2 separate regions of the Homo sapiens genome follow, and region 1 is linked to region 2. A link is an interaction called in ENCODE POLR2A ChIA-PET data of the cell type or tissue named here. Cell type or tissue: MCF 10A. All regions are shown on one strand. Links, peaks and the distances in the headings refer to the core of each region. The heading gives the core; the rest is flanking DNA.

What was found. Peaks named below come from ENCODE experiments on the same cell type or tissue, not always from the same donor. Only the 100,000 strongest peaks of a DNase experiment are listed, where the experiment ranks them.
Region 1: POLR2A ChIA-PET joins it to region 2 with 15 read pairs; 2 of 35 experiments call an interaction of 5 or more read pairs at or near these places.

The regions. Positions count from the first base shown.
Region 1 is chr1:184,604,433-184,616,471 of GRCh38, forward strand. The region is part of intron 5 of C1orf21 (chromosome 1 open reading frame 21); the gene reads left to right. It overlaps LOC107985236 (a long non-coding RNA gene), which reads right to left. Exons shown (of 4, transcript XR_001738328.3): 3 at 6,527-6,669; 4 at 3,027-4,589. Among named protein-coding and RNA genes, the nearest start is that of EDEM3, 140 kb to the right of the region's middle. In MCF 10A, for the core only: no CTCF peak of the experiment used is centred there; a DNase peak (open chromatin) is centred at 7,939.
Region 2 is chr1:184,537,085-184,554,660 of GRCh38, forward strand. The region is part of intron 3 of C1orf21 (chromosome 1 open reading frame 21); the gene reads left to right. Among named protein-coding and RNA genes, the nearest start is that of C1orf21, 160 kb to the left of the region's middle. In MCF 10A, for the core only: no CTCF peak of the experiment used is centred there; a DNase peak (open chromatin) is centred at 8,687.

The DNA.
Region 1 (12,039 bases), core at 4,040-12,039, 66 kb after region 2:
GGGCAGGGCTGCCATCGTCATTCCATGAAACAATTTCTTGCTCCATGGTAAACATATTTTAACCAAGTTGCTTTGCTCATAACCAAGTCTGTTTTTGTCTCCTCTCCCTTCATCACCTTGCCTTGCCATCTCTCTCCTCTGAGTGTACCTTTCCTCATTCTTCAGCCAAATTAGAGCTATAATTACAACAGGCAAGGATGTGACTCAGTCTGTTTTGGTTTTATCTCTACTGCATAGTTTTATGCAAATGACTTCTTAATTGTCATGATGATGACACTGGTGTAGGAACCACTGGTGAAGTGTGTGCATACTCTGGGCTTTAGGATCCTGCATGCCCATCCAGCTAACAGTAGTAGATGAGTCTGTCAAGGAAAATGAGTCAGGCAACAAGCTGAAAAGAAATGCAACACACTTTCTTTTTTCTGGAGGGCTTGATTTTCAGAAAATTCTTGAGGATCTATCAGCCTGGCTCTTTAGGGAGCAAGAAGAAAAGGAGAGTTCAGTTTCTAATGCAACATAGTCATGAGTCCAAATAAAAACCACGCCATTTCTGTGCATCAGGTGTGGCCAACAACACTCTGAACTCAATAGCAGTGTGAGGCACAATCAGTGAATGGTATCATTTTGCCATGGATGCAAGTATTTGGACAAGGAAAGAAACCCAAGGTACAACTGAGAGTAACAGGAATGTTGGTGTGTCTCATTCCCTTGACTAGTTCTCATTCAGCTTCTCCTTGCCCTCTCTTCAGCTATCCTTTTCTCTTCCTTCCCATTACCTTTCCATTCATTAGGTTTGGCAGTCATGGATGTTGCTTCAGCCCTGCAGAGAACACGCAGGGAGAGAAGGGTCCCACTCTTGGTAACTACTGCATTGTTATTTACGAACATCTAAAAGGACTCACTTTAGACTGACAGCTCCCTAAGGATAAGAATTGGGTCTCATTTGTCTTTGTTTCCTCAGAACCTAGCACAGGGCTTGGGACAAAACAGATGCTTAAGAAACTTGTTGAATGAGTGAATGGTGCAGATAAGAACACTGGGCTTCAAATGGAGACAGAAGCATACAAAGGCAGGAAATGTTACCTGGAAGACTCCTAGAGTAGACATCTCTACTTGGAGCAGCGTAGCAGGTATAGAGCAAGCACAGTGCCAGATAATTGGATTGATAGAGGCCAAGGGAAGGAGGCAGCATGGTGCAAGAGAAAGAGCCCATGCTTCAAACCTGGGCCAAAGCCAAGGATTGGCTCTGGCAGCAGCTGTGTGACCCCAGGTTAAGTTAAACTCTCTGATTCTCAGTTTTCTCACCAATAAAATTTGAGAAATAATACTAACTGGTCTGGGATATTGAAGAAAATACACAGAGTCTCCAGTAGTGTTTGCTGTGTTGTATGTGCTCTGTAATTGGTAGCCTTCATTTTGGTTGAAGTCGCCTGTGTTTGTACCATCAAGGCCATTTATACAGGAAGGATTTGGGATGGGCTTGTTGGGGGTGGTGCTAAACCGAACCTGAAAATGCAGAACTTAGAAACTTGGATCCTGCGTGAGCAAGTGCCTTCCTACGGTACAAATATCTCCTTGTAGAAAGAGTAGTAGAATCGCACAGTTTCCAGTGTATTCATCCACCTCCCTCCTATGTGGTGTAATAAACATGTTCAGGAGTTAGATTCTTGTGAACACTTACAGAGCCATTAAATAACCTGTGCTAACTTTCGAGCTGTGATTACAGAATGAGTCAGTGAGTCAGTGGCATGGATACAGCTACAGCTGAATCCCTATATATTTTTTTCTGTTTGGAAGTTTTACTCTTAATTGTTGTGTCTCATTTGAAAGGCTTTTATAAGCCTTTTAAAAGATATTCATTGGCCAGGTGTAGTGGCCCATGCCTGTAATCCCAACACTTTGAGAGGCTGAGGTGGGAAGATCACTTGAGGCCAGGAGTTTGAGACCAGCCTGGGCAACATTGCAAGACCCTGTCTCTACAAAAAATAAAAATAAAAATTAGCCAGGTATGGTGGCATTCACCTGTAGTCCCAGTTACTTGAGAGGCTGAGGCAGGAGGATCACTTGAGCCCAGGAGTTTGAGGTGGCAGTGAGCTGTGATTGTGCCACTGCACTCCAGCCTGGGTGACAGAGCAAGACTTTGTCTCTTAAAAAACAAAAAAGTATTACTATCAGCCTAAATATGCTTGTAACAACAACAAAAAAAATTTAGGAAAGGGGCTCCAAACAAAATCATAGAAATTGTAAGACTGACTTCTTTGATCCATTTAATAAGCTTGACATGAACATGTTCTCTGGACCTAGAAATGAGCCAGGGCCATGAGAGGCACATAATGAGGAATGATAAAATAGGATTCTTGTCTTTAGGGAGCCTCAAATCTGGAAGAATAGCATTTTGCATTGGAAGGAACTTTAGAGAATGTCTTATCCAATTTACCCTCAACTTTTCATCTCCCACTAAACAGCACCCTCCATAGCAAAGAATGAGACATTCCCGTTTATATCAGCTGGGAAGGAATTATGAGGCACATTATGTTCTGAACATTGCTTGAAAAATTTATTCTGAAGTATTATGTTATTTCTGGTGCACTTTATTCCTCTCTTTCACAATTCTATCAAGTGCAGGCACATTCTGCTCTGTTCCTAGAGAAAGCATTCTTGGAGCAGACACTTCTAGACTCCCCTCACTTCAATTCCATTTTTCTAAGTTGATTCAAAAAGGAGTACCAAAAAATTGTAAGCTCATATTTACAAAATTGATTGTTGGAGGCTTGCTTAGAGATGCATAATCATACCCTGCCTCTCTTCTGGGCTTCTTACAAATTGAAAACAGGCACAGGGAGCCGGATGAGTATCATGGTCAGTATCTACCTTATTAATGGGCCGGATGATTCCCAGGTGTGGATCTAGAGTGAGTTTGGAATATATTTATAACACTTAAAACATCAAATGATTTGTAGGCATAATATATAAAGAAGTAATATTAGTGCAAACCGGTAAAAACCATCAATTAAACTACAATAAAGTTCACTGCAGCATTCTTTATTCAACAGCCAAAAAACTGGAAGAAAACTAAGTATCCACCCATGGAGAAATGAATAATTAAAATCCTCCATATTCATACAGTGCAATATTATGCAGCAGTTAAGAGACATAAACCAAGCATATAGATATATATATACACATGTGTATATACACATACATATATATGTGTGTGTATATATACATATATATGTGTGTATATATATACATATATGTGTGTGTATATATATACACATATATGTGTGTGTATATATATACATATATATGTGTGTGTATATATATACATATATAGAGAGAAAGAGTCACAATTATAGATTTCAAATACAATTATTAAGTGAAGAGAGGATTATGCAGAATGATAAAAATTGTATGATACCATGTACATTAAAAACACACAAATACATTGTTTATAGATGGACATTCAACAAATATTTATTAAGCACCATCAGTTTTTACATGGCATATTTACAAATGGCATGTGTTTTTATCTGTTATATATTTAAATATTCATATACACATAAAAGTGTAGTATATTTGTTATATCGATATAAGATGAATATCAAAGTATCTAAAATGATACCAAACATACAAACCGACCAAACCCATGAACATTGCTGTGCCCGGGGATGGGGAATGAGAAATGGGTGGTAGTTTCATTTCTTAGAAGGAGGGCAGAGGCTAGCAGGAGATGGTACAAAATATTACTAGTTCTTATGTCTAGTGGTGGGAATATAGTGTCTTTACATTCTTCATACTTTTCTGTATCTTTTAAATTTCTCAAAATCAAAAGAAGTCTATGAAAACAGGAATGTGTTTTTTGACAAAGTGTCAAATAGAAAAAACAAAGATTACACAGTGGTCACTGGCTTTGCTACACCTTCCCCTGGGTCCCAACATGTGGATTTGGGTGGAAGAAAACCTTCAGGAAGTGCTAACATATGGGCTATGGGCCGTGGGCCCTGCTCTAGGTCACCTGAAACACTGCTGATTTAGATTTCACTTGAAATCACTGCTGTTTCCAAGGGCTCTGATAGTCATGGCCACAGATGCAGTTGAATTGCCTGACCTCTATTAATTGCTGTTCTTATTGGCCAATTAGCCAAATGTGTGACAACCCTTAATTTAACCTGTGTTTCATAATTCAGTAAGCCGGATAGTACCCACGGATCAGTAGTTCTGATGGCCCCAGCCTGTCACGTGTCCTCTGGGGATCCTTTGATTGTTATCCTCCCAAAGTGCTCATTCCCAGAAAATGGATTAATCAGGCCAGTGAAAGCCTCAGGCTCCATAATAAAGTCCCATGGGCCTACTTATCTTCCTCTTCTGGGGTGCATGCAGGTTGGCCACCTTAGCCATGCCCTAGAAGAGGAAGGAAGCCAAACAGAAGTGTTCTTCCCAACCCTGGGTCCCAGATGCCCACTCCTTACTGCGCTCTGGGCCTCTCTCCTTCCTGTCTGGCTAGTCCATTGTTCTCTGCCTTCTAGAAAGAGGGCCCTCCCATCAATAGCTGAAGTCTTCTTCCTGGCCAAATGCATGTGCTTCCTATTCTGAAAGCAAAGAGAAAGGAAGGGAAGGTGAGCCCTGTGGTCCCTCAAACAGTGTCACCCCCCTTTGTGGAGAGGAAAGAAAGGAACCAACTTAAAGTATGTCCCTCACCTCTCCCTCTCCAGAGGCCCAGCCCATGGAACAGTGAAGGGGCAAACCCAACCTCTTCTTTCTCCACATGTGACTGGATGAGTCAGTCACCATCCAGAGGGTCTCAGCAGGTGTGAGGCAAGGGACTAATGGGGACCTACCAAGTTCTCTAATCCAGCAAGAAAACTGATCCTCATCTAACTCTTTCTGTATTTCCTGGTTAAAAACTGTAATGAAAGGAGATGTGTGATTAGTCTCCCCAAACCTCCATCCAAGTTCAACATAAATTCTAGGGTGTATGTGGAACAGAGAGCTCTTTCAGAGCAAAGAGCTCTAAAGAGTTTGTCTGGAAGGCACATCAAGAGGCAAATGAATTAAAATGCCAGATTTGCTAAAGCCATTGTCCAAAAGGAAGTGAATCCTGGGGGAGGTGTGTGAGGCTCCAGTCTACCAAGTGGGTTTTCCCAGGTTTCCTGGCTTGAGGGCAAGGTGGTAGCATTTGCATCTTAACTGTTACACTTGAGAAGACACTAAGACATCCCTTTTAATTAAGTCCAACAAATAGCATGGAAATCTTCCACAAAAAAATTCCACAAAAAATTATGATATGTCTGATTAGAAGAAATCAGTCACAACAGGGAAGAATTTTACAAGATAACGTTAAGTGAAAAAAAGCAAACTAAAACACTGTGTCTATAATAGGATTAAAATGGTATAAAAATGTCATGCATATGGACAAAGATTGAAATGAAATTTGAAGACTGATTGGGAAGAGATGCTGTTGGAGATGAATTTTTCCATTTAATTTTGATTTTCAATGTTTTCATGTTTGTAAAATAAGAACAGTTTTTGCAGAAGAGCTCTGGAGAGATGTCTCTCAAGGTGGAAATTATCCCTGCTGTTTGAGCTCTAAAGAGGGCAAAACCCTTGAACAGTGTTAGCCTCTGATGCTACTGGTGGTTAATTCTGTTCTCTGGGGCAGGGCAGGCAAACTATGGCCCATAGGCCACATCCAGCCTGCGAGACAAAAATGGTTTTTACACATTTAAATGGTTGGGAGAAAATGAAAGAAGACTATTTTGTGACATGTGAAAAACAGCATGAAATTCAAATTTCAGTGTCCATAAATAAAGTTTTATTGGAACTCAGCCATACTCATTCATTTACTTTTATCTATGGCCGCTTTCAAGCTTACAATGGCAGAGTTGAAGCGCAGTGAGACCATATGGAATGGAAGGCCTAAAATATTTACTGTGGCCCTTCCCAGAGGAAGTTTGCCAAGGCCTGCTCTCGGACATCAGTTCAGTATGGCCAAGAGAACGTGGTCGTCTGCATTATCTCTCCATGTCTTTATCCTCACTCCTGCTCACCTCCTTGTGGGGAAAGAACATCATTGAAGTCATCCAAGTGCCAGCCTCAGATAAAGCTTGAAAAGTACGTGGCTTAAAGCTTCTAGGCCAGGCGCGGTGGCTCACGCCTGTAATCCCAGCACTTTGGGAGGCCGAGGCAGGCGGATCACGAGGTCAAGAGATCGAGACCATCCTGGCTAACACGATGAAATCCTGTCTCTACTAAAAATACAAAAAAATTTAGATGGGCATGGTGGCAGGCGCCTGTAGTCCCAGGTACTCGGGAGGCTGAGGCAGGAGAATGGCGTGAACCTGGGAGGCGGAGCTTGTAGTGAGCCGAGATCGCCCACTGCACTCCAGCCTGAGCAACAGAGCGAGACTCTGACTCAAAAAAAAAAAAAAAAAGGCTTCTAAAATATCCTCCTTACTGTTGGTGAAATGGGGATTCGGGTATAATAAACACTTCATGGGGGTTTCGAAGCTGTTTAGTTAATACTTACTCTCTCTTGGAAATGAAAAGCCCAATATCCGGGGATTGTTGTCACTGCTGTTATTATCACGGTGATCATTCCTATATATGGTCAAAGAAACAGTCAGAGGCTGTCACACTCCACTGCTCATTACAAACGAGACCTTTTTCCAGCTGAAACAATAACACGTGAGTCTAATTAGAATAAAGCTCATTAGAGACGGAGAAAGCCATTAATGCCTCGATTGATTTTTCTAATGAAGTAATCCAGGGGAGGAGACTTTAACAGCACAGCTAATTATTTTTTGCTTTTCTTCAGTATGTCTTTGGCATTTAAAACTGTTCTTATGACTTGTTGTTTGACTATAAACGAAAATGCTGCTGAAAAGTGCTCTGTGATTAAAGAGGCTCTGACACATCCAGCCCTGAGAAAGGGATGGAAGGCACCTGCTTCCTACAGGAGGAGGGCCCTGCAGCCCTGCAGGCGGTGGTTTAAGCCCAGCAGCCCCTGGGGATAGCCTTCCTTTCACTTTTCCAGCCTCCTCTTCCTGTGTATTCTGGATTCTAGCTAGTCGTGCACAGATGCTCAAGCTGCAGAACGTGGTTATCTGCTCCTGCAGTCCTGGTTCAAGGACAGAGCTGAAACATACAGATTCTTATGGAAACTTGGATCTGAGGTTGCCTCTGGATGGTAAAACATGGAGGAAGGGGTTAGGGGATAAAGGGTGTTAGGTGGACAGAGGAGGGAGATGCCTATTAAATTTATGCACCAGAATGCAGGTGGGGCAATTGTGCTTCATTAATCAGGATGCTGTTTGCCACTCAGAAAGCAGTTAAGTCCCACAGTACAGGATAAAGGCTGTCAAGGAAGGATAACAATAAGTCAAGAAACTGAGACTCAGGATATAATAGACTTGGGAGACTCAGAACAGAGAGGATGGGAGGAGGATGTGGAGTAAAAAACTGCATATTGGTACAATATACACTGCTTGGGTGATGGGTGCACTAAAATCTCAGAATTCACCACTGTGTCATTTATCATGTAACCAAAAACCACTTGTACCCCAAAAGCTACTGAAATAAAAAAATTTATAATTTTTTAAAAGCCTTACTGAATGAGGAAATTATTCAACAAAAGGCATTATCTCAGTGACTGTGTTATTAGAAATATAGTTTAGTGATAATGCACAGTCCAGCAACTAACAGAGATTCCCAGTGTCATCCAGACAGGTAAAGGAGCGGAGGAAAAATTCTTCAGGTGATCCTTCAGCTAGTCACCAAGCCAACAAGAGCCTGCTTTATCACAAGCATAACAGCTTACACTTCCAGACAGAAAGAAGCCTCATTAAAATGAACTTCTGTCATGAGCCTTTATTACAAAACTTCATGTTTGCTTTGTACAAACCCAAGAGTCTTGACCGGACTTGTTTGCTGACTCCATTGCCCTACCCATGAGGTTCTTTAACTCAGAACTTTATGATGAAAGCAAAAGACAGAGTTTAAGATGCCTGGCTGAGGCCGGGTGTGGTGACTCACACCTGTAATCCCAGCACTTTGGGAGGCCAAAGCAGGTGGATCAGCTGAGGTCAGGAGTTTGAGACTAGCCTGGCCAACATGATGAAACCTTGTCTCTGCTAAAAATACAAAAATTAGCCAGGCGTGGTGGTGCATGCTACTCGGGAGGCGAAGGTTGCAGTGAGCCAAGATTGTGCCACTGCACTCCAGCCTGGGCAACAGAGCCAGGCTCCATCTCAAAAAACAAAAAAAAGCCCACTGAACATTATGGAAAGAGAACTGGACCTGATTCCACATGTGATTTATGTGGGTATTAGTAGTCCCCTTTATCCACTGTTTCAGTTACCCAGAGTCAACAAGAAGAAGGGTGAGTATAGTACACTAAGATATTTTGAGAGAGAGAGAACACATTCACATAACTTTTATTATAGTATATTATTAGAATTGTTCTATTATTAGTTGTTACTGTTGTTACTCTCTTGCTGTGCCTAATTCTTTTTCCTTTTCCTTCCTTTTTTTTTCTTTTGAGACAGAGTTTCACTCTGTCACCCAGTCTGGTGTGCAGTGGCACGATCTTGACTCACTGCAACCTCCACCTCCTGAGTTCAAGTGATCTGCAGTCTCAGCCTCCCGAGTAGCTGGGATTACAGGCGCACGCCACCACGCCCAGCTAATTTTTGTATTTTTAGTAGAGATGGGGTTTCACCATGTTGGTCAGGCTGGTCTCGAACTCTTGACCTCAAGTGATCCACCCACCTCGGCCTCCCAAAGTGCTGGGCTTACAGGTGTGAGCCTAATTTATATAGTTAGGTACGTATGTGTAGGAAAAATATAGTATATGTAGAGTTCAGTACTCTCTGAGGTTTCAGGCATCCACTGGTGATTTTGGAACAAATCCCCCATGGATAAGCAGAGACAACTGTACTTAAATAAATACAAATAATGAATAATGGACAGTGGGATTCTAGTATCAACTTTGGTTGCCTCTCTTTGCAGTCCTGTTGCCCCTCTCCTAAGTTCCAAGCTATTCATGTAACAGGGCCTATGCCCTATTCTGTGTGCATAGTTTTGCTCAAAACTTATTATCAGTTGTGTTGTTTAAAAAGGCTGCATCTTCCATTATGATGTGCAAAACGTTGATGGTTTTCTTCCCTTACTAAAGTACCAGGACACTTTCTGTGTAATACCATTTAACAGCCTCCACCCTGCTACCCCCACACCCCAGCACTGCTTCCCTCCAAAGCCAGAGTGTTCACAACCCTTGGATATGGGCCACACGAGGACTCCATTAGGTACCCAAAATACAAAGATGGACAAGAAACATGTTTTCCCCCTCAGTAAGGGAGGCAAACATTTTGCCTAAAATTCTATACAACATGATGGTGCGATGGAAGGACCACTGAGAAGGGAAGAGACTGTTTCTCCCTAGGGCAACTACAGGGAAATCCCAGCTACTTGGGAGGCTGAGGAAGGAAAATTGCTTGAACCTGGGAGGTGGAGGTTGCAGTGAGCTGAGATCATGCCACTGCACTCCAGCCTGGGTGGCAGAGCAAGACTCTCTCTGAAGAAATAAAAATAAAGAGATGGGAGCAGGAGAAGCCAGCCAGGACAGAGTGAGAAGCACCGAGGCCCTTTGGTACTTGGCTTCTTTGAGGATCTGAATGTGAACTGACTGATTGAGATGTGGGCCCCATTTCTCACCTAGACAGTTTTATTTTCTGTTGGACCAGTTGGTCTCATTTTTCAGTATCATTGTAAGAGCTATAATTTATTAAGCACCTACCATGTGCCTAGCTTTGCTAAACACTTTCATGTATATGCTTAATTCCCACAACTCTGCAAGTTAGGTTTTATTGTCCCCATTTTACAGATGGAGAAACAGATTCAACACTTCCTCTCAGTCACTTTCATCTAGTCTACTCCAGTGGGAGAATACTCAGTTCACACTGATTGTTACATGTCTGAGGGATGTGTGTATTGGGCTGAATGCATACATGTCTATAGAAACATACTAAAAACATATATGATGAATCATACCTGACACTGAATGGCAAGGCCTAGACCAGCAGTCCCCAACCTTTCTGGCACCAGGGACTGGTTTTGTGGAAGACAATTTTTCCATGGATGGGGAGTTGGGTGGGGCGGGGTGGGGGTGGTTTCAGGATGATTCAAGCACATTACATTTATTGTGCACTTAATTTCTGTTATTACATATTCACCATAATGTAGAATCAGTGGGAGCCTTGAGCTTGTTTTCCTGCAACAAGATGGTCCCATCTGGGGATGGTGGGAGACACTGACAGATCATCAGGCATTGGATTCTCATAAGGAGCACACAACCTAGATCCCTCACATGCACGGTTCACAGTAGTGTTCGTGCTCCTATGAGAATCTGATGCTGCCGCTGATCTGACAGGAGGCAGAGCTCAGCTTCACTCACTCGCCTGTCGCTCACTTCATGCTGTGTGGCCTAATTCCTAACAGGCCATGGACCAGTAGCGGTCCATGGCTTGGGGACTAGGGACCCCTGGCCTAGACTATTTGTCTATTTTAAACCTGTGGAGGAAAAGTACGTTAGGCACATTGGAGGAACAGTTTCTTAAAGTCACTCTTTGAGCTGTTGCTCTTTAAACTAGCAGGATTTAAAATTAGGATGATGTCCTTTCCTTAGTACTTCTAATTCTTATAGACACACTTCAACAAACAAAAACCCCTTACACTAGAACCTTAGAAATGTGTGTTCTGCACTGACATCAACTTACACTTCCAGGAGGATAATAATACAGATAACTGAAGAAGACGTGGAAGCCTCTACACAGAGTAGGGTGTGGTCGGAAAAATTTTGGTAGGCAAAGGTTCCTTGGGGTTTTTTGAGTCTGCACCCGAAGGCACTCATGGTTCTTTCAAACAAGCCTTCTTTGTCACCATCACTAGGAGTTTCTGTTCTCCCAGCTTTCGAGGGCCTCCTAGGGATCTTGCTCTCTGCAGCTTTCAGTGTGTCCTTTGCACAAGGGTGGGATTGTGACTAAGATCCTCCAGTTCTAATTGAGTAACGCATCCTGACAAAGACTTCCATTTGGGGTTCCTTTAAGGGGGAAGGGCATACTTCTGCGAAGAATTGCTGTGTATCTCCCAAACCCGGCTCCCACTTCCTGCTTTCTGACAGCTGAAGGTCTTCAGGTTCTCTTTTTGGCACAGTTCTTTAAAAATTAAATGAGACATGAAGTCATGCTACAGAAGCAGGCTCCCTGTCCTGCCCAGTAGGGCCAGTGTGCAGATGGGGTCCCCTGTGATGCTGAGATGGGGCCCCTCCAATGACAATTCTCTCAAATCCCCTTTATTTTTATTTACTTATTTATTTTTAAAATGGCATATAGTAATTGTACGTATTTATAGGGTACATGTGGTATTTTGATACATGCATACAGTGTGTAATGGTCAAATCAGGGTACTTAGTATATGTATCATACCCAAGAGTTATCATTTCTTTGTGTTGGAAACATTTCAAATCTTCTCACTACTTTGAAATATACAATATATTACTACTAACTCTAGTCACCCTACTGTGCTGTTGAACACTAGAATGTATTCCTTCTTAACCATCCCCTCTTCATCCTTGCCCCAAGCCTACTATCCTTTGCACAAGGTAATCGCCTCTGGTAATCACCATTCTCAGGTCTCCTTTCTTAGAACGGCACTGGATGGCCATATGGTTTATGGCCATATCTTACTTTCAATGTGTTTTGATTTCAAAGTTTGTTACCAAAGAAGTTGCTTCTCAGTGCTGCTGAAACAGGTGATAATAAAAATGAAGCTGAATTGAATTTGAATTTAGTTACCAAATCACTGCAGTTGTAACAAAGGCAAGGAGCAGCCCTGTGGGCTTGCGCTTCTCTGAGCTTCCCCCGCAAGCATTAGGGCTTCACTCTTTGCCTTGCAGGACTGATATAAATAGTACGTAAAATAATATCTGCAAAGCAGCTAATGCTGTTTTCTTGCTCCTTTGTTTAGTAATGATAATAATTTCAG
Region 2 (17,576 bases), core at 5,404-13,403:
GATGTTTGAATTAGATACAGCTGCATGTTTGGGTTTTTTTAATTGTGGTAAAATTCACATAACAATATTAACCATCTTAATAGTTGTGTACAGTTCAGTGACATTGAATGCATTCATAATTCTGTGTATCTATCACCATCATCCATCTCCAGAACTCTTCATCTAGCAAAACTGAAATTCTGTACCCATTACACAGTAACTTCCCATTCCTCCTTCCCCACTGTCCCTGGCAACCACCATTCTATTTTCTGTCTCTATAGTTTTAACTACTCTAAGTGCCTCATATAAGTGGAATCATATAATGTTTGTCATTTTGAGAATGGCTTGTTTCACTTAGCATAATGTTCTGAAGGTCCATCCGTGTCGTATCCTGTATCAAAATTTCCTCTTTAGCTTCTCCTTTTTAAGGATGAATAATATTCCGTTGTATGTATATACACATTTTACTTACATGTTCATCTGTCAGTAGAAGCTAGAGTTGTCTCCATGTTTTAGCTATTGTGAATAATGCTGCTTTGAACATGGGTGTACAAGTATCTCTTCAAGACCCTAATTTCAATTCTTTTTATTTTTTCTTTTTTTTGAGACAGAGTCTCACTCTCCTTGCCCAGGCTGGAGTGCAATGGTGTGATCTTGGCTCACCGCAACCTCCGCCTCCCGGGTTCAAGCTACTCTCCTGCCTCAGCCTCCCGAGTAGCTAGGATTACAGGCATGCGCTACCATGCCGGCTAATTTTGTATTATTAGTAGAGACGGGGTTTCTTCATGTTGGTCAGGCTGGTCTCGAACTCCTGACCTCAGGTGATCCGCCCACCTCGGCCTCCCAAAATGCTGGGATTGCAGGAGTGAGCTACCGCACCTAGACCCTAATTTCAATTCTCTTGGGCACATACCCAGAAGTGGAATTGCTGGACCATATGGAAGTTTGATTTTTAATGTTTTGAGGAGCTGCCAGAACTGTTTTCCACAGTCGCTGTAACTTTTCGCATTCCCACCAACAGTGTACAAGAATTCTAGTTACTCTGCATCCTCACCAACACGATATTTTCTGGGTTTTCATGAGAGTAGTCATCCTACTGAGTGTGAGGTGGTAATTCATTGTAGTTTCAAATTATATCTCCCTGATGATTTAGTGAGGTTGAACATCTTTTCATGTGCTTATTAGCCATTTGTATATCTTCTTTGGAGAAATGTCTATTCAAGTCCTTTTCCAATCTTTCAATTTAGTTGTTTGCTTCTTTTCTTGTTAAGTTTTAGGAATTCTATATATATTTTGATATTAATCCCTTAATAGATATGCGATTTCAAATATTCTTTCTCATTCCGTAGGTTGCCTTTTTATTCTATCACTCATATCTTTTGATGAACAAAACTTTTCATTTTCATGAAATCCAATTTTTTTTCTTTTGTTGCCTGTGACTTTGGTGTCATTGCCAATAAATCACTGTCAAATGCAATGTCATGAAGCTTTTGCCTTATGCTTTCTAATAACAGCTTTATAGTTTTAGTCCTATGTTTCGATCTTTGATCCATTTTGAGGTCATTTTGTACATAGTATTAAGTAAGAGTAATGTCATTCTTTTGCATATTGGTGTCCAGTTTTTCCAGCACCATTTGTTGGAAAGACTCTCTTTTCTCCATTGAATGGTCTTGGCAACCTTGTCAAAAATCATTTGACCATATATACAAAAGTGTATTTCTGAGTTCTCCATTCTATTTCATTTTATATGTCTACCTTTATGTCAGTACCACACTGTTTTGATTATTGTAATTTTGTAATTAAGTCATTTATTCTAACAGACTTTTTTATTGTGTGTGGAATCCTTAGCGTTTTCCAAACATAAGATTATATTACTTGCAAAAAGAAATGTTTACTTTTTTCTTTACAGTTTGAATACCTTTGATTTCTTTTTCTTGCCTAATTGCTCTGGCTAGAACTTCCAGTTCCATGTTGAATTGAAGTGATGAAAATGGGCATCCTTCCCTTGTTCTTGATATTAGAGGGGAAGATTTTAATCTTTCACCATTGAGTATGATGTTCACTGGGGTTTTTCACATGTGGCTTTTATTGTGTTGAGGTGATTTCCTTCTACTACTAGTTTGTTGAGTGTTTATCATGAAAGGGTGTTGAGTTTTGTCAAATGCTCTTTCACCATCAATTAAGATGGTTATGTTTTTTTCCCTTTATTCTGTAAATGTGGTATATTACATTGATTGATTTTTATATGTTGAACCATCTTGGCATTCTAGGAATAAATCCCACTTGGTCATGGTGTATAATCTTTTTACTATGCTGAATTCAGTTTGCTTGTATTTTGTTGAGGATTTTTGCATCAATGTTCATAAGAAATATTGATCTATAATTTTCTTTTCTGTAGTGTCTTTGTCTGGCTTCCGTATCAGGATAATGCTGATCTTGTATAAATAAGTTAGTAAATGTTTCCTCTTCTTCAGTTATTTAGAAAAGTTTGAGAAGGATTGGTATTTGTTCTTTAAATGTTTGGTAGAACTCACCAGTGAAGCAATCAGGCCCAGGACTTTTCACAGCTGCATGTTTTAACCTTTAAATTAAAGTGAAAAAATCCTGCAAAGTTTCTTTATATGGTATGGTAGTCACTTGACATGGTCACTAGTATTCCAAATCTCCTCCCTCTGGGTCCATGGGCACTTCTTTGCCCATTGTGACCACGTGACTTGTTTTTCCAGATGAAATGTGAGTGGAGGGGATATGTGTCACCTTTAAGGGGAAGTCTTAAGACCCAATGCAGAATTCTACAATCTCCATTCTGCCTACCATGGTGACCTGCAAAGTTCCAGATTTCTGATCTCTTTCAATCTGCATTCCTGAATAAGGACATGACACGGAGCAGTGACCCTGCTGACCTGTGATGAACATGTACCCACGAGTGAGAAATAAACCCTTGTTGTTTTAAGCCATTCTGTTTTGGGGATGTTTGTTACTACAACATAACCAAACTAAAATACCTCACCTATGGATAATGAGTGGTAACATGTCAGGTACTACTTAGTTTTTGAAAGTGAAGTCATTAAATAAAGATCCATTATTGTTAATAATTGTTAATAAATGCCAGAGAAATCCAGTGCATAATGCATGTATCTTTTACCCAAATACTAAAAACTAGTGCTCAAATTATTAGTTCAATTTAGTTGTTATTGTTCTTTCATGGTAGTTAGTAGTAATATTTTAAGTAAATGTATATTCACAAATTGCATCTTAACATAATTTTTAAGTTATAAGATGTACCAAGATTTTAAAAGAGATTGACAGACTTATGATACATCTTTGATTCTGGCAGCATTGGTGGCTATAGGAGTTTTTTTTGTTTGTTTGTTTTGTTTTTTTTTTTGAGACTGGGTCTCGCTCCTTCCTCCAGGCTGGAGTGCAGTGGCACGATCTCAACTGCAACCTCCACCTCCTGGGTTCAAGCAATTCTCCCACCTCAGCTTTCCGAGTACCTGGGACTACAGGTGCATGACACCATGCCCGGCTAAGGTTTTGTATTTTTAGTAGGGACAGGGTTTCGCCATGTTGGTCAGGCTGGTCTTGAACTCCTGACCTCAGGTGATCTGCCCACCTTGGTCTCCCAAAGTGCTGGGATTACAGGCGTGAGCCACCGTGCCCAGCCAGGAATTTCTAATCTAGTTTTAGAAAAAGTTTATGAAGCTAAAAAGTTATTTTTGTAGTTCTGATGCCATGCAATTTGGTGACTTTTTGATCTGTACCTGTAAATGGTATTGCCACAAATAGCGTAAATGCCATCATACCAGTTTTTTCTCCAAATGTTTATTATTTTTTAACCATTTAAAAGAATTATTTCATTTATTTGAAAGCCAGTTCCAAAAACAAATGATAATAGCTAACAATTGTTGTATGCTTCCTGTTTGCCATGTGGATCTAAGTGGTCCATATGAATTATCTTAAAAATCTTCATAACAATCATCATTTACCTGAGGAAACTGAGATATAGAGAAACCAATAAATGTACTAAACCCCACATAGTTGGGGGTGGGTATGAAGGAATTGGGATTTAAAGACATGTTGTCTGTGACATCTGGCCTCTTGGAGAAGGGTGGGATCCCAGAACCACTTATGTCTGTTGTTGATTTTGTCCAAGTGTGAAGGTAGCAGTACAGATGAAATATAAATTATACTTTTTTCACACACAGCCAGTGTGTTATTTTCCCCCTCAGGACCCCTAGGTTTTATTTTTTGCTTGTTTATTTAAGCAAATATCTTTAAAATAATGACTTTGAGCACCATCCTCAATGATCATACTTTCTTGTCATCATTAGAAGAACCAGCCTTGACCTCGCCATCTACCACATGCCTCCACCCCAGCACACAGAATTATGACCTCACCTCTTCTTTAGGTCTCCAGCTAAGGCTGTTTATAAGTGGCCTGTCTGGATGTCTTCAGGTGACAGATATGGATATATATCTTGTGCTCAGACCCTGGCAGAAATGACAGGGAGAAAATATGTGATTCTTAAATATTTACGAAGAGATCTCATCATGGTCCTCTGAGGATGTTAAGAACCCAAAGAATCTTAATTGTTTACAGTGCTCTCCCATTAAAACTTTAAAAGCAGTGGCCTGGGTTTCTTCTTTCAGAGTGGACCTGGCACTCCAGAGGGAAAGCTCATTTGCTTGATTGGCTTTTTGGGAAAGGTGTGCCAACGAATGTGTTTTCATTTAATAATCTGGAAACCAGGGGGATCACGGACTGGCGTGCAGAGTTGCTCAGCTAGAAGCGTCTGAACTTGAGTGGGAAGGTGACAGGATTCAGTGTGGCTTCGGGCCGGTGTGGTTTGTGAGCTTAGCCAGCTATCCTATGACAGTTTTACAAGTATAGAACTCTTGAATATGCTGAAGTTGAATATTCTGGGAAAGGAAGGGCGAAGGTGATTGAACTGTGCTCTTGTTTTTGCTTTCAGGCAAATTCCTCTTCTATACCGGGTGCAGTCATCTTTAGCTTGTCAGTTATTGTCACAACTTGTTGGGAAGATCATCAGCTTAGCCACATAGAGTTGCCTAAATATTTGAGCAGAAACCCCAGCCCTTCTGCAGGGTCTCACGTGAACATCCTACCAGATGTGGGGATATCAAGGTAAAAGACAGGGCAATTCATATAATAATACCAACAGCATACACTATGTGCCAGGCACAGTTCTAAGCACTTTACATGTCTTAGGAAAAGGTTTTTCGTATCCTTATTTTAGAGATGAGGAAAACTTAAACACTTAGGTAACTTGCCTGGGGTCACACAACCAGTAAAGAATGGAGCTAGATTCAAACCCAAGCAGGCTGGCTGCAGTAGCCAGAATGACCCAATCGTAGTTCACAGTAGTATTCACTCAAGGGATTCAGTAGGATCCATAATGATTCATAGGACAGAATGCATATCTCAACAAAACATATGTTTGTTTTGTGTTGTCTGAAGGTTGTAGATGAAGTACCTGGCAAGCATGTCAGAATTCTGAGCTGCCACTGGATGAGAAACTTCCATGTCAGAGAATCCTTTCTCCTTCCTACATGGAGAGGTGGTGAGTTAGTGAGTACAATAAGAGATAGTGCTTATACGTAGATGAGTTATTAGAAAATCTTTATGGAGCACACGCTATGTGTGGAGCATGTGCCAGTAACAAGACAAGGATGATTGTCTTTGTGTCTCTGAGAATCCAGCAGACCTCTAGGGAGAAGAAGGAGAGTTCACTTCAATGAGCCCAGAGTCCCTCACTCTCCTGGCTTTTTGGAGACTGCCTGCCTTCCATAGCCACATTATCCTAAGGGAGGAAAGAAAGAGTTAACATTCCATGGCCTTATCCAAAGCCTTCTTTGACTGTTATTGGGAAACAGTGCTTTGGGGGATGATACTGCTTAGTGCAAATAAAATGTCCTCTGGCCTGAACCTTAGAGAACCCTGAGCATGGCATCCACCTTGCTGTGGGAACCAACACTTTAATTTCCTTTCCTCTGGCTCAACGCCTGTAATCCTGGCACTTTGGGATGCTGTGGCAGGAGGATCAGTTGAACCCAGGAATTCCAGCCTTGGCAATATAGCAAGACACCTTCTTCACAAAAAAATTAAAAAATTAGCTGGGCTAGGTGGTGGTGTGTGCCTGTGGTCCCACCTACTCTGGAGGCTGAGGTGGGAGGATCACTTGAGCCCAGGAGGTCAAGGCTGCAGTGAGCCATGATCACCCAGCCTGGGCAACAGAGCAAGACTCAATCTCTTACAAGAAGAAAAAAAAAATCTTTCTCTGACCATTGTAGCCTGGGAAAGTAACAGTAATAATTAAATTATATTGTCACTTATTCGTCATGTACCAGTGAGAAATCAGCTAGTTAGTTTAATAACCATACAAAGCCTTCTGAATTGTTTATTTATGTGATTAAAGACCATTTGAAATCATCTAAAACTATTTGTCTTGGTTTTTGGCCCTTGGTATCTGGGAACTTCTTTCTAGAATTTCTCTGATGTGATATGTCCACTGTATCTTTATAAGAGGTAGGTTTATTTTTATAAAAATGTTATCACTTCTGGCAGTAGAAACAGGTATATTTGATAATTTAATGAGATGTCATCAAGAATAGTGTTTATTTTAAAAAATACTAAATATACATTTGTCTTCATTATTATGGAACTTGGGGTTGCTGGTGGTAGGAGACTTACAATGATTTCAGATGCTTTTCTCTAGCAAGGAGTATTATTTTTGCTTCTCTCAAATATCACTGAGTTCCAGTCTTCTTTATAGCTTTTCATAAAAGATCATTTTTTTTCAGAACCATTTATTCTCACCAGGAACTAAATCCAGATAAAGACATAGTTGAGTTCATATTTGATTTGAGACTATAGTGATGTTTCATTTAAGTAGCTTTGGAAAACACAGACATTTGGTTGCCATTTGATTCTGGTTACTTACTCTAGTTTGTTATCGAACTTCTGGTTCAGCAACATTAAAGGGAATTAACACTTGAATTTACATCTCTTCTGATTTGAAGCTCATGGCTTGAGGTTCAAGGGCACGCCTCTTATTAAAATCATTTAATGTTCTATACATTTCCGAGAAAGTAATCAAAATCAGACACTCTCACTCCTAGACTCAACTTCAGTGGTTATTTCTTTTATAAAATTAATTGCTTAATGGGAATTTTAAATGAAAGGCAGTGGTTTAGAAGTTGAGGCAGGGTGGCTCAGAGTCTCTTATTGTGTAATGAATCACTTGAACCCTACCATGCACCTTTTCCTGTGCATTGCTGATGAAGCCTGGTATGTGCCCCAAAGAACTTTTGAAATTAAAAAAACACAGGTCAAAGCAATCAGATGCCATTTTTCACCCATTTAGTTTAGCAAACATTGTTGAGTTTAATAATTTCTGATGCTGGTGAGGATTTGGGGAAATCAGAGCCCTTGCTGTGTTAGTGGCTCCTCATTGGTAGATAATTTATCAATATCTTTCAAAATGTTTAATGCATATACCATTGATCTACGTAGTCTACTGCTACGACTTCACCATACGTGATGTATTAGTTACCCAGTACTACATTACACATTACCACAAAATTTAACAGCTTAAAACAACAAATATTTATTATCTCATACAGTTTCTGAGTTCAGGAATTGGGAGCACTTTAGCTGGGCATTTGTGGTTCAGGGTCTCTCATGAAGTTGCTGCCAAACTGTGGGCAGCAGCTGCATTCATCTCAAAGCTCAAGTGGGGCAGGGGAATTCACTTCCCAAGCACACTCATGTTTGCTGTTGGGAGGCCTCAGTTCCTCACCACCTGGACCTTCCGTGGGTGGCCTGAGTGCCTTTATGATATACATGCTGGCTTCTTTCAAAGCATATAAACCAAGAGAGACAGAGGGAGCCAGTCAGAGAGCACCCAAGGGGGAAGCTGCAATCATTTATAACCAAATCTTGGAAGTGGCCTACCATTATTTCTGCTGTAGATTATTGATCACATAGACCAACCCTGGTACAGGTACAGTGTGGGAAGGGATTACACAAGGGTGTGAATCTTAGAAGCTGGGGTCCTTGCAGGCCATCTTGGAGTCTTCCTACCCCATGAGGCTACTCTAAAAACACAAAAGCCTGAGCTGTGTCACCAAGCTAAATGACCCTCTTTATGCTAAAGAATGATCCATCATACTGTGGAATGTGTCGCACCTGTTAAAAAGAATAAAAAATCTGTATGTGCAGATATGAAAAGATCTTTAAGTTATACTATTAAGTAAAGAAAGAATCTGTAATAGTGCTATATGGCTTGATATATTTTAGATAAATTTAAAATATATACATGTAATCTGGTGTAGCATATATTTTTTTTTCTAGAATGAAAAAGTGTTTTGCATTTTTCCCTCCCTCCCTTTCCATAGGGAGAAATTTTTAGAAATTTAGAATTGAGGCACCTAAGTCTGTACCGATGCTCGTGTTCCCTGCCTGTCTTCAGGGAACTATACAGATCTTTATTTTCCAAGTCTCAGGGCTGTTCGGGCCATAACTACTCCTATGCTCGCCTCAGATCTTCACTTGAAGCTGGTTTTCCTGTTGTGCAGTGCACTAAGTGACACACAGAGGCTTTCTGCCTCAGTGTCTTCAGCCAACTGAGCAAGAATTCTTGTTGCAACAAGTTTTGCAAGTTCCAGGGTTCTTGGTCTGCCTGGAATCTCATGAATCATTAGATTTTTGTCTCACTTAGGTTCCCTCCCAGCTTGCTATCCTATTTAAAACGCCCTTTATTCCCAAGCAGGCTCTTGAGGCACTACCAGCCTGACTCTGATTTCTTCTAGAAGCAGCATGTTTCTTCCTAGCCCTAGGGTGAAATGCTTCAGTGGAAATTCTCCTTCGATTATGAAGTTGCAAAGTCTGTCCTTCGGTCTGCCAACTTTTCCTTCTTACTATCTGTCAAATCCTGATTTATTCAGTAAGTATAAGTAAATCTGCTAGACACCTCCATCTTGCCCTAAGTCTGGTTATTTCTTTCATTACAGCATATCTATGGCTTTCTTCTTAATTAATTCACTTCATAAACATGGATTTAGCAGGCTGGGCACAGTGGCTCACACCTGTAATCCTAGCACTTTGAGAGGCCAAGGTGGGCATATCACTTGAGGCCAGGAGTTCAAGATGAGCCTGGCCAACATGGTGAAACCCTGTCTCTACTAAAAATATAAAAATTAACTGGGCATGGTGGTGCACACCTGTAGTCCCAGCTACTTGGGAGGCTGAGATGGGAGGATTGCTTGAACCCAGGAGGCAGAGGCTGCAGTGAGCCGAGATTGCACTGCTGCACTCCAGCCTGGGTGAAGGAGCAAGACTCCATCTCAAAACCAAACAAAAAAATGCATTTAGCATCTATTCTGTGCCAGACCCTGTGTTAGGGACTGGGGATAATTGTGAGCAAAAAGCCATGGTTACTGCCCTAATGGATCTTACCATCTAATGGGAAACTCTGATACCACTTAATTATACATAGATATCAATGACTACAGACCACAGACTCTGTTAAGTCTATGAATGAAAAAGCCAATTGCATGTGTAAAGCAGGGAGATTTATAGGGTCAATGATATGATATGCATGCCTTTGTGCACATAAGAAAAAGCCATCCGCTCTCAGAGGACAAAACAAAAGGCAACCTCCAGGTATATGAAAACCTGTAGGCACATGGTTTGGCAAGCCAGTGGAGTCTTTTCCAGTTCACATAAAGGACTGGAAAAAGTGTCCAGCTGGACAAAGCCCAGCACTAAGGTGCATGGCTTGGCCAGTAGGGCAGCCTCGCCATCCCCATACTTGACTCTACACCCTGATTTAGAGCACAGTTGACCCAATCTAATGCACAGGCCTTGGAAATCTGGCTGATCTGGAGGATCAGGGAAGGCCTGAGATGAAACCTGAAGAATGAACAGCAGTAACTAAAAAATGGGAGAAGGGTGATGGGCAAGACCATCAAGAGCCTTTCAGGCAGATAAAACTGCAGTTAAAAGTCACCAAAGTAGGAGAGAGCCTGGGATATTCCAGGAACTGAGTCTAGAGAAGGAGAATGAGGGCAAGAGTAGGTTGATACAAAGCCGGAGCAGCCAGAAGAGGCCAGACCATGCAGGGCAGGACCTCTGAGGACAAGTTAGTAGGGCTGGATTGAGCATGGTCTTGAATGCCTAGCTAGGGAATTTGAACTAGAGTATTGTTCTTTTATTTATATCAGGGTCTGAATTATTCTGTTTCCTTTTTTGCTTTGAAGTTTAATCATTCTTTGCTTATTTAAATTTGTGTTTATGATCCTACTTCCTTGCCATTTAAAGATACATCCAGACTTTTTTTTTTTTTTTTTTTTGGTCTCTTTGCAAAAATGGCATGCATGCTCAAGGCAAGTCTTTGGATTTGCTGCTGGGAACATGGTTTCTGAAAACCACAGGGAGGAAATCTAGGAAATCACAGGGAAGCTCTGTTTCCTTCCCCACGAAGCAGTGTACACGTGTGCACGCACATGCACATGAACACAGGAATGTTCTCTCTCACATACAAAGTTGAGAGAGTAAAGCCAAATGTGTTTTCTCTTTTATTTTGGCAGCATTTTAGATATTTAAATTTTTAGCTATCTTAAGTTAATCTAAAAATTTGAATAGATGAAATGAGCATATCCCATCCTTTATGAAGAGAATAATCAAAATACTGGAGTATGCTCCTCTCTAGAAAAAAGGTGTAGGGAATATCAGACAAGAATCTCAGTAACAGTTGTTTGACATTCATTACAATCTGAAATGTTGACCCAGGGCATCAGAAATGTGCTGCTCCAAGGCAGACAAGTTATACCATTGGAAATGGATACCTGCTATGGCCACGGTGGCACTGGCTGCTGTCCCATCAGTACCCACTTGACCATCTCCTGCTCCTCCTGACCATAGCAGAGGCTGCTGCAGACTAGCTGAGGCTTTTACTCTGTGCTGGGCCTCACAACCTGGTCTGTTTCCCAAAGACCTTGTTATACCTTCTGGTACCCTAGGCTGTGTGATCTTAGAAAATGATAATCAGGTGATACAAGATACTGGTTAGGCAGGTAAATGAAGGTGCCTCTAGGAAGTATAGTAATCCATATCTCAAATCCCCAACACACACACACACACACACACACACACACACACACACACACTCACACACTCACTCACACTGTAGTTAGGGAGCATGGGCTGGTTAAATTGGCCCTGAAAGAGGAAGTGAACCATCTGGCAGTGGTGCCTGACCCACCTCAGTGTTTCAGTGGGAACTTGCATTTATTCATTCATTTTATACCCATTGCAGACTCTTTTTTTTTTTTTTTTTTTTGTTGAGACGGAGTCTCCCTCTGTCGCCCAGGCTGGAGTGCAGCGGCGCGATCTCCACTCACTACAAGCTCCGCCTCCCGGGTTCACGCCATTCTCCCCATTGCAGACTCCTTAGAGAAGTCTACCTGGACTCTACACTAAGCACTTAGCCAGAATGGGCAGTTCCCAAGAGGTCTGTAGACAGAATTCAGGGAGTCTGTGAACTTCCATGAGAAAAAAAAATTACATCTTTATTTTCACTAACCTTTAATGGAAATTTTAGACTTTTGATTTGGACAAATTTGCAGGGTACTTTCCTTTGGAGAAGGAACTAAAGTATTCAGCAAATGACACCCTAATTGTGAATGTAGGCAACAAGCCAGTAGTAATAGCAGTACCTGTGACTTTTCAACAGTAAAAGTCACGGTTGTTTTCATACCACGTTAAAGTTGTTGAAATATTAATGCTCATGACTCCTTTAAAATTACCATAGTTATCAGACCCACTAGTATATCTTCTTATTTAATACATTAATAAAGAACATATATTACTCTATCACAATTTTTTCCTAAAAATATTTTGATAATTATTATTTCTTTATAATTTTTGTCCTTTCTAGTGCTATGTATTTGTTTTAGGAATTTAAAAATACTATTCTGAGAAGAGGTATATAGGTTTTACCAGACTGTCAGAGGAGTACATGGCACAAAAAAGCTAAAGAACTCCTGGGGTGGTGGGCTCAAGTCCTGCTCAGTCTCCTAGCCGTGGAACTTTAGAATAGCAACATCTGAGACTCAGTTTTGTCATCTGCAAAATGGTTTAAGATGAGTGATGATTTTGGTGAAGTGGGTGAGAATCTCAGTCAAGGGATGACTTCTTCTTCCTCTGGTTACATTAAAAAGTGTGACGCCTTCTTTAAAGTACTTTGCTTTTAAATTAATGAAGTAGAATCATTAAGAAATCACCCGAAATCTTCAAATCTGTTTATTTGCATTTGTCTTCTCAGTCAACAGCAGTGTTGTAAAATATACTAAATTTATATTTAAATATATGTATTAAATATATAAAGTTACATACACTAACATTTTTACCTTTTTAGTTGTTGCATTTTAAAATATTTTGTAGTCTCTAGTTTTCTGGTAAGGAGATAACATTGTATTCCTTACTCATACTTTTCCCTATGATATAACATCTTTTGAGTTTTTTTTTTCTTTTTGTTTGATTGTTTTTGTGATGTGTAAAAATTCAGGAGTGGAGCAGCAGGGAAGGAAGGGACTGCCAACCAGGCAGTTCTGGAACATTCCAGGTGTTTTTTCTCTAGTCTATCACTTTTCCTTTTAATGAAAAATTCATCACTACAGTCCCAATATGAGTAATCTTCCTATTTATTTTTATGTATACAAATAATATACATAAATACTAGATTTAGATAATGTATAAATGTTTTTATATTTCACTGAAAATATCCAATCATACACAGACTGTCTGGCATACAATGGTTTGATTTATGATTTTTCAACTTTACAGTGGTGTGGAATCATTCTGTTTTTCACATTCAGCACAATATTCAATAAATTACCTGAGATATCAGCACTTAATTTTAAAATAGGCTTTGCGTTACCTGATTTGGCCCAACTGTAGGCTGTTGTCAGTGTTCTCAGCATGTTTAAGGTAAGCTGGTTTAAGTCATGATGTGACAAAATGTAGTAGTTGGTTGGGGTTGTTATAGATATTTTTCCTTAAAGTCCCAGTGACTATTGAATCTTGTTTTGTAAAAACAAATAGTATAAGTGTTTAAGAATAAAAAAGATTTAATATCAAGGAACGCATGTAGTGCTAGATGAGATTGTAAAGGTTGTTATTGTCTATTTTTGAAAACCTTTTAGGAAAGTAAATTAATTTGTTTTAATTTCATGGACTGCTCAGTTTTCTTCACCCAATACAAGAAAAAAAGAGGCAAATTATAATACTATTTAGAACACATTTGCTAAATTTCTCTTTGCTGCCTTCTTAATTTTATCTGGCAGGGCTGCAAGACAGGAGTTACAGCAGTAGACCTGGCTGTCGTGAAGTGATTTCATCTCTTCAAGTTGTGGAGATTTTATGTTTTGTTTGTTTCTTTGTTTGTTTGTTTGTTTGTTTTTTGAGACAGGATCTCATTCTGTCACCCAGGCTGGAGTGCAGTGGTGCAATCCTGGCTCACTGCAGCCTTGACCTCCTGGGCTCAAACGATCCTCCAACCTCAGCCTCCTGAGTAGCTGGGACTTCAGGTGCATGCCACCTAGCCTGGCTAATTTTTCCATATTTTTTGTGGAGATGGGGCTTCACTGTGTTTCCCAGGCTGGTCTCAAACTCCTGGGCTCAAGTGATCCTTCAGCCTCAGCCTCCCAAAATGCTGGGATTACAGGCATGAGTTGCCGCACCAGGCTGTCTTCTGGTTTTGTAAAGATGGATTTCCTGGACTTGGTTAAGCCATAACTGGCTGTCTAGAGGTTGAGATAGTTCAGTCAGTGACATGATGAAATAAAAAAGAATTTTTTGATAACAAAATGGTTTTAGAGAGGATAGCTAGGAAACATTTTAAAAGAGCAACGAAGAGAAACTTGCTATTTCAAATGTAAAATATATAGTAAAGCTAAAAACAGTTTAGTGCCAGCATAGGAATCACATAGAACAGAATAAATAGCCCTTGAAATGCACAGACAGACAGCATACAGACATATATGATCCCTGGAATACAGCAATCCCATGGAGAAGAGGTAGATTATTCAGCAAACTACACCAAAATAAACTCCAGGCGAATTATTTAGAGAACTATGTGTGTATTTTTTTTAAATCATGTTTTTAAAAAATCCAGGAGAAAAAAATGACTACCTAACTAATAATGGGATGGGGAAGTATTTTTAAATATAAAAGCAGTGGAAGAAACCACAAGGGAAAGAATTCTTTGTCATGTTTTAGTGAAGATAAATTTGAGTGTGAGGAACAAAACCAACTCAAATTACCACAAGTAAATGGAGAGTTTACTGTAAAGTGATCTTGGATTAACCTCAGGGCAGGGACTGTCATTGGGCTGGACCTTCTCAAGGCTGAGATAGAGAAGCAAGGCTAGATTCTGGAAGGACCAGGATCTGGGCACTGAATCTGAGGATCTTCCCTCACTGGGCTCATCATTAATATAGTTTTGTTACATCAGCTGTGTCTGCATCTTTCTGGTTAGCTGCCCCTCCCCGTGCCAATCTACCGTGTTTGGCAAGAGGGTGGATCCATCGCCTCATCTGGGCAGAAATGAATTGGACAGAAAGGGGCTTTGGGGGTCCAGGGTGCAGTGGCTCATGCCTATAATCCCAGCACTTTTGGAGGCTGAGGTGGGAGCATCACTCGAGGCTAGGAGTTTGAGACCAGCCTGGACAATGTGGTAAGACCACATCTCTACAAAAAATAAAATTAGCCGGGTGTGGTGGCATGTGCCTGTAGACCTGGCTATGGCTACACCACTGTAATTGAGCCTGGGTGACAGAAAGAGACCCTGTCTTAAAAAAAAAAAAAAAGGAACCTTGAGGTGATAGAATTAACGTTTTTTTAAAACAAAAAGAAAACAAGAGGGCTTTGGGCAGGCTATGGATGATTCATTTGCATACACAAATTTGAAACTTTTTACATGAAATAGTACAGTAAACATTTAAAAGATAAATACTGCCCAGGAATACTGTTGCAATACCATAGTAACTGCAACAAATATTACAGGAAAAAAAATTAATACTTTTAACATAGAAAGTGTTTTTGTCAGACAAGAAGGATATCCCTAACACAGATTTTTAAATGGGCAAAGGATAGGAATAGATAATTTGCAGAACAAAGAAAATAGCCTGTATGGAAGGAAGGTAGAAGAATAACCTTATAGTATATAGTTTAAAAATGCAGATTTAAGAAAACAATCAGATACTTTTTTTCCTAAGAAATTGGCAACTTTTTTGTAAACTTTTTTGTGTGTTTTTAAAATCACACTGTCATTTCTGACAAAAGTAGAGGAGTCAGGCACTCATATTCATATACTGCTGCTGAGAGTGTAAATAGCCACAACCTTTCTGGATGAAGATATTGCAAGCCCAAAAGATGGTCATGTTCAAATTAATAATTATTTTCCTAGGAAGAGGGAAATCAAAGAGATGTACAAAGATGGTTACTACAGCTTTATTTGTCATGGTGAAAAAAAGGGAATAACCAAATTTCCCAGTATTACCCGGATGAGTAATTAATGGCTTATCCATATAATGAGATAGTATAAACCACCAAAAAAGCATTTGCTCAAAGAATGATTACATAATTCCAATTTTGTAGATAAACAGCAGAGAGAGAAAAAAATGACATAGGAAACATTCCAAATTTTAATGGCACTCAATTGGTAGGATAACAGATGATTTATTTTCTACAATGAAATATTGCTTTGGTTATAAGAAAAACAACAGCAACAACATATTTGGTATTTATACCAAGCAAAATGTACATTTTTGTCATTTGGCCTAGAGAAGAGACATGTCTGCTCAACAATGAAGTTATTTCCATGAATTCTGGCATATTGGTTAAGAAGGACTCAGAGAATCCATCTAAAGCTCTTGGTCTACTCCTGGTGGTCATAATAGGTGCTCAATAAATGTCTGCTGTGCATGTCTACAGGGCCCTCAAGTCTAATGAGGATGGTTTTTCAATTCTTAATACAATCTGGGTACGACTTGTCACAGACACGAGGATGAGGGATGGTGTATTTTTTTTGATTTTAGAATAGGAAAAAAACCATTTAGTTCTAACACTGTTTATTCGTAAGTCCAAGGGGGGGAGAAACTAATTCCATTTTTTTCTTGAGAATATCTGCTGGATTTCCATTAATAATCCTAGGCAAAGAAGTTATTTCATAGGTTGTCTTTAAATGATTTTTAAACTAATTTAGAACTCACACATAAGTTTCATTCTATTTTTCTTTTTAACCTACAAAAGTGAGTGCCTGCTTACTGTTTTTCCTGGTTCTGTGCCGTAAACACTGAATGGACTATCTTACCTTGTCTTTACAATCTGATGGTTAAGGTTCTTATTCCCGTTTTACAGAAATAGGCTTAGAAGTCAAGTTAATGAGTGAATGGTTGGCTCTTTGGGCACCGTTTGTTGGAGTTCAGGTTTTCAGGCTCCTTCTGGGCTATAGACTTTTTTCCAGGCTACCTTGTAGCAATTTGTGAGTCAGCATCATGTTCTGCTGAGACCCAAAGATCCAGGAGCAGCTTAGAGCTGTAGCTAGATTACCAATGGACTCATCACAAAGCATAACTTGACTCTCAACCCTGGTCCCTTTCCCCTCTACCAGAAGGTCTACCCCAATGGCAGAGTAGAAGAGAAAAGATCTTCCAGGACATCAGAGATGGCATGCCACACAGGAGGAGAGGAACAAGGTCATTGTTGTTATTTGTTCAGAAAGAAAAGATGGTAAAACTCAGTTACATCTTGCTCAACTGATTTTCTCGGCTTGAAAGAGAAGTAACAGACACTAGGCTTAAGGGAGTTAAGAATAAATCAAAACGTGAACCATTCCAGCAGTTTCTGCATTAATGGGATCCTTCTGACAATGCCACAATGGAGAATTATGGCACAGAGCCAGTTCAGTCATAAACCTTATTCCTATACTTCCTTTCTTGCTTGTAATTTTATGCAGCAGGTTGAGAAGGCTACTTTATTCTGAGACAGACTGTATACCAATAATTTTGATAACCTGTAATGAGTTCTGTGATGTCTTTTTCTTCTTGTATCTTTTCCTTCCTACCTTGATACCAGTAATTTGTAAGGGATCTATATAGTTTGAATGTATTTGAGTGACTTCAATAATACTTCAGTTCTACTTTTTGATATAACCCAAGGAAGCACCAGTAGGTCTCAGGCATTCCCCTGTGTTTTAGAATCCTCAAATCAGTGAGATGAAACCCAATGTCAAGAATTTGAAGCAGAGTAAGGTATGGAGAAAGAAGGTAAAGAAACTATTGGGTGGTTTGGCTAGAGCATAGTAATTAATTGGATATTTTGGTTTCCAAAAATTTGAATTACAATAAAAGGAAATTTTGCTGTGTTATTTCAGTTTTCAGTAGCAAATAAATGTTTGTATAGCCAAACAATAAAATTGACGTAGTTTAGTGCCTTTAAAAAAATAAGTGATGGTTTTAACCCCATCTCTTAACTGGCTTATAGTGCCTCATTCATTCATTCAGTGAAT